2 separate regions of the Homo sapiens genome follow, and region 1 is linked to region 2. A link is an interaction called in ENCODE POLR2A ChIA-PET data of the cell type or tissue named here. Cell type or tissue: PC-9. All regions are shown on one strand. Links, peaks and the distances in the headings refer to the core of each region. The heading gives the core; the rest is flanking DNA.

Region 1 (2,915 bases), core at 133-2,632, 350 kb after region 2:
GGTCTCACTCTGTCTCCCAGGCTGGAATGCAGTGACACCATCTTGGGTCACTGCAACCTCTGCCTCCCAGGCTTAGGTGATTCTCTTACCTCAGCCTCCCAAGTAGCTGGGACTACAGGCACATGCCGCCATGCCCAGCTAATTTCTGTATATTTAGTAGAGACAGGGTTTTGCCATGTTGCCTAGGCTGGTCTTGAAATCCTGAGCTCAAGCCATCCGTTTGCCTTGGCCTCCGGAAGTGCTGGGATTACAGGTGTGAGCCACTGTACCTGGACAGATTAATGTTTTATGATTTTTAAATACAACTGTGAAATGATGCATAAGAAAACTAAGATTAGATGGAAATTAGACCAATTTTGATGCCCAATTATATCTTGTCCCCTAGTCTTGTCCCCTAGTTCCTTCATGTGTATAGGTTTGGCCCACTCAACAAGATGGTGAACTTCCTAAGGTCAAGGGCTGTGTTGTAGGGTTCTTCTGCTGTTGCTATGGCCTTTAGCACAGTATTGGCACAGAGTAGGTGCTGAGGAAGTTCTGATTGAATTAGGCTGAACTAATATGACAGAGGCAAGCCCACCAAAATCAATGGAATATCTCTCTGTTCACAGTTCTCTGCTTAATCACCCCATTTTCAGGTACTTCTTTTATTTTTTTTTTTTTTTTGAGACAGGGTCTCACTCTGTTGCCTAGACCGGAATGCAGTGGCGCGATCTCGGCTCACTGCAGCCTCTAACTCCCAGGTTCAAGCAATTCTCCCACCTCAGCCTCCCCAGTAGCTGGGATTACAGGCACACCGCCACACCCAGCTAATTTCTGTATTTTTAGTAGAGACGGGGTTTCACCACGTTGGCCAGGCTGGTCCCAAACTCCCAACCTTAGGTGAGCTACCCTCCTCAGCCTCCCAAAGTGCTGAGATTACAGGTGTGAGCCACTGTGCCTGGCTCAGGTACTTCTTAAGGTGATGAAAGGACCAAGAGAAAGAAATTCTAGAAAATATCCAAATCCTGTGTTCTTCCAGAGCCTACATTCCAAGTGCTGAAAATCTTTAGGTAGGATGAGCCCTTCTTTTTTTTTTTTTTTTTTTTTTTGGAGTCAGGGTCTCACTCTGTTGCCCAGGCTGGAGTGCAGTGATGCGATAATAGCTCACTGCAGCATAACTCCTGGCTCAAGCGATCCTCCCACCTTAACCTCCTGAGTAGCTGGGACTACAGGTGTGTGCCACCATGCCTAATTAAATTTTTTTTTTTTTTTTTTTTTTAGAGATGGGGTCTCCCTATGTTGCTGAGGTCGGTCTCAAAACTCCTGCAGCCCTTTTATTTTCAACTGCATTTTCTGAGGCATGTACCTTAGACTACCAGAAAGCAAAAACAGAAGACTCTTGCTCTGGCTTGTTAGGAAAGAGCACTGTGGTGTCCCTCCATGCTTAAAGAAATGTTTCGGAGTCAAAATGTCTGATCTTACAACACTAACCCGATTTCCTTATGGCTGAATCCAGTTTGATAGAAATTGCTCCGAAGGCCACACTAATCTCTAGGACACTTAGTTCCCCTTTTGGCTAATTTTTTAAGAAGCCGTACTAATTTTTAAGAACTATTTCTGTCCTCTCATAAGCTAAAGGATTTGTACTCAATGGCGTGTTTCAACATGCAGCACTATGTCATGCTATGCATATTTTTGCTCATATTGAATACTATTTCTGGACTGAGATCCTGAGATGTTAAGCTACTACACTTTACTAGCTTTACATAGTACTGAGTTTGGCATTACACACTTACTGAAAATAATTGGTGGAAATATCCCTCCTAGGCTTTCTTTCAGTTTTGTGCCCCACCATCCAACAAGAAAGATGAGTTTTAGGCTGGATGTGGGGGCTCAGGCCTGTAATCCCAGCACTTTCGGAGGCCAAGGTGGGCAGATCAGGTGAAATCAGGAGTTTAAGACCAGCTTGCGTAACATGGCGAAAGTCTACTAAAAATACAAAAATTAGCCAGGCACAGTGGCACGGGCCTGTAATCTCTGCTACTTAGAAGGCTGAGGCAGGAGAATCCCTTGAACCTGGGAGGTGAAGGTTGCAGTGAGCGGAGATTGCACCTCTGCACTCCAGCCTGGGCAAGAGTGAAACTCTGTCTCAGAAAAAAAAAAAAAAAAAAACCCAGGCGCGGCGGCCTACGCCTGCAATCCCAGTGTGTCCGGAATTGGTGGCTTCTTGGTCTTACTGACTTCAAGAATGAAGCCATAGACCCCCACGGTGAGTGATACAGTTCTTAAAGACAGCATGTCTGGAGTTTGTTCCTTCTGATGTTCGGATGTGTTCAGAGTTTCTTTCTTCTGGTGGGTTCTGGTCTCACTGGTTCAAGAGTGCAGCTGCAGACCTTCGCACGGGGTGTTACAGATATTAACGTGGCGCGTCTGGAGTTGTTCGTTCCTCCCCGTGGATTCATGGTCTTGCTAGCTTCAGGAGTGAAGCCGCAGACTTTCACGGTGAGTGTTACAGCTCATAAAGGCAGGGCTGACCCAGAATGAGCAGCAGTAAGATCTATCGCAAAAAGCAAAAGAACAAAGTTTCCACAACGCGGAAAGGTATTCCAGCAGGGTGCCACTGCTGGTTGGGGCAGCCTGCTTTTATTCCCTTATCTGGCCCCACCCACATCCTGCTGATTGGTCCATTTTACAGAGAGCTGATTGGTCCGTTTTGGTGCATTTACAATCCCTGAGCTAGACACAAAAGTTCTCCAAGTCCCCACTAGATTAGCTAGATACAGAGCACTGATTGGTGCATTTACAAACCTTGAGCTAGATACAGATTGCTGATTGGTGTATTTACAATCCCTTAGCTAGACATAAAGGTTCTCTAAGTCCCCACTAGACTCTGGAGTCCAGCTGGCTTCACCAAGTGGATCCCACACCAGGGTTGC
Region 2 (2,915 bases), core at 119-2,618:
GCTTTTCTAGTTATATGGCACCAATATCCAAAGAGTTCAAAGTGTTTTTAATTGTTGAAATTTTAAGTGTTAACTCTAAACTTAGGTTTTAGTGGGAACACAGTACCTTATTTGTGTATGTCCTATTTATTACTGGCTGACTTTCCCTGAACAAGGGAATGTAAAACTATAGTGAGAAAGAAGCTTATGACTTGGGGGATTATATTAAAGAGGCCCTTGTTAGAACTGATAGGTGCATGGAGAAGCATCCTGAAATCGATGTGCTTAAAGCAGAATGTAAAAGATTAATCATGATGTAGTAATTGAGTCATTTTTTGAAAAACAGTTGTTGAAAGATTGGCTTTTGTTAGCAACAACTGGTAGGATGTTTTTCAGTTTAAGTGCAGTCTGACATTTTAAGCTTAGGACATTTGGGGGTTTTACGGTATTGGTGACTACAAGAAAGGGATTGGTTAGTACTCTTTCTTTAATAGAATTTCTCATGTTTTGACAGCCGATCAAAGTCCAGATCTCCATCTCCAAAAAGAAGGTAAGCTAAATGTTTTGTTGCCAAATCTTGCCTGTCAAGTGTGGCCTCTGCAGAATTTGTTTGCTTACTGCTTTGCAGTCTTTGAGCTCTTTGGAGAATTGGTGCTATATAGATTAAAATACTATGCTAAGTTTCTGAAATACTTTTTTTTTTTGATTCAGTAACATTAGTTTATACTTTTGCTGGAAATACTTAGTCATAAAATGTTAGGGTGATTATTAAGATGTGATTGGTCCTGTGAGTACTTGGTAGAAATTTTGGTAAGATAGATGCCTTTTCCCCACATGTACAATAGATACAAAGTGTGGAGAAAAGTCTTGGAAATAGTTACCTGCCTAGTGCTTCTTTATGACCAGAAAACTTCAAATAGTTGTCATATTTATCTAGTGCTTCTTAATGACCAGAAGACTTCAAATAGTTGTCATATTTAACTGCAGGTTGACCTTGCAATTTTGACAAGGAGGATAGCCTAATTTTTTTTTTTTTCTGGGATGGAGTTTTCGCTCTGTCCCCAGGCTTGGAGTGCAGTGGCTCAATCTTGGCTCACTGCAGCCTCCGATTCCCGGGTTCAAGCAATTATCCTGTCTCAGCCTCTTGAGCAGTTGGGATTACAGGCACCCACCGCCAAGCCTGGCTAATTTTTTGTATTTCTAGTAGAGACGGAGTTTCACCATGTTGGCGAGGTTGGTCTTAAACTCCTGATCTTAGGTGATCACCTGCCTCGGCCTCTCCCAAAGTGCTGGGGTTACAGGCGTGAGCCACCGTGCCTGGCCAGGGTAGCCTAATCTTAAGCCAGGGACAAAAGATGAATATATGTAAGTTTCATGTCATTTTTAGGTCTTTGCTATAGGAAATTAGTACCTTAGGCCACCTTTGAAGTTATTGAAAGTTAGTACATGTACATGAGAGTTTCAATTGACACTAATTGGATCCAAACCTAATGTTTTTCTTTTTAGTCGTTCCCCATCAGGAAGTCCTCGCAGAAGTGCAAGTCCTGAAAGAATGGACTGAAGCTCTCAAGTTCACCCTTTAGGGAAAAGTTATTTTGTTTACATTATTATAAGGGATTTGTGATGTCTGTAAAGTGTAACCTAGGAAAGATAATTCAACCATCTAATCAAAATGGATCTGGATTACTATGTAAATTCACAGCAGTAAGATAATATAAATTTTGTTGAATGTATTAACATCATATGGTCTGAAAATGTGGGTTTTTATTTGGCACATTTAAATAAAATGTTTCTAACTAGATTTTTGATTTGTGTTCAATATTAACACTTCTTAATTTGATATATTTGAGAGTCAGACATTATAATTGTTAACCTTATTCATACATACCTACATTCAGAATTGAAAGGTGTTGGTTAAGTCTTGAACATCACTATTCTATGCATAAAACTTGGCCAGGATCTTAAGGGACTTTGAAAATTCCATCTTACCCTTGTAGCTCTGGGTAAGATGACCTGAGTCCCTTATGATACAGCCTGAATGCATCATGACAGATCCTTAAGTTAGCTAATCCGTTTGAAGTTGGTGTTAGTAGGTATTGTATGATCAGTGGTGAAGCAAGTAGGACCACTGATGTGTCTAAATGAGCATGACAGGAACTAAACGAAACTGATTAAATGTATGAGAAATAGAAACATTTCTGGATGATCTTTATACTAATTGCAGCTTTCAGGCTACTAGGTGGCATAGTGTTAATTAGGACTCCCCAAGATATGGGGAGTTCTACTCTCAATGGTCTTGTTTCTTTGCTTTCTACATTAGTTAACCAGTTTTATACCAAAAAATGCATGTTTGAGGAATTGTCTGAAATTGGGACAAAACACCTTCATGTAAACCAGCTTTGCAAAATTTTCCAGCCCAGATACTCTTCATCTATTCAAATGGATTGTCTTATTCTGAGCAAAGACCTGTTGTTAATCTTCAAGCTAGGTTTTGCAGTTCCCAACCACAACATTCTTCTATTTTGCCAGGCTGGTGCAAAGTAATTAAAGATGTCAATCAGAAATGTCAATGAGACTAAAGTGGTTTTGTAAATCTCAGCTATATTTAGCAACACTCCATGTAGCTAATATTTTTTGGTAGCATCTGGTAGACCTTAGAATGTTACATAGCCAGTAGGTTCTTTATTCAAATTTTAAGTATCTTAAGAATAGTAGGGCAGTAACAGTTACTTTTGAGAGTTTTCTGGTCAAGCTTTTACCAGGCATTCTCTAGCCTTGGTACAAAAAAAAAAAAACCTGCTGGTTGCGCAGATACCTAGGCTTGTCCATTTTATGCATTTCAGCAAAGTCATTGGATACTATTGCAACTTGGGAATACTGGTCTGCATCAAGTTTATTCGGTAGTTTGACCGCTAGTATGTTGGAAGTTATTTGGA

Evidence for each region. Peaks named below come from ENCODE experiments on the same cell type or tissue, not always from the same donor. Only the 100,000 strongest peaks of a DNase experiment are listed, where the experiment ranks them.
Region 1: POLR2A ChIA-PET joins it to region 2 with 24 read pairs; 8 of 35 experiments call an interaction of 5 or more read pairs at or near these places.

The regions. Positions count from the first base shown.
Region 1 is chr2:38,397,682-38,400,596 of GRCh38, reverse strand. No RefSeq gene overlaps it. Among named protein-coding and RNA genes, the nearest start is that of ATL2, 22 kb to the right of the region's middle. In PC-9, for the core only: no CTCF peak of the experiment used is centred there; no DNase peak of the experiment used is centred there.
Region 2 is chr2:38,743,758-38,746,672 of GRCh38, reverse strand. It overlaps SRSF7 (serine and arginine rich splicing factor 7), which reads left to right. Exons shown (of 8, transcript NM_001031684.3): 7 at 494-529; 8 at 1,486-2,915. The coding sequence ends at 1,540. Among named protein-coding and RNA genes, the nearest start is that of SRSF7, 6.1 kb to the left of the region's middle. In PC-9, for the core only: no CTCF peak of the experiment used is centred there; no DNase peak of the experiment used is centred there; H3K27ac peaks cover 871 bases.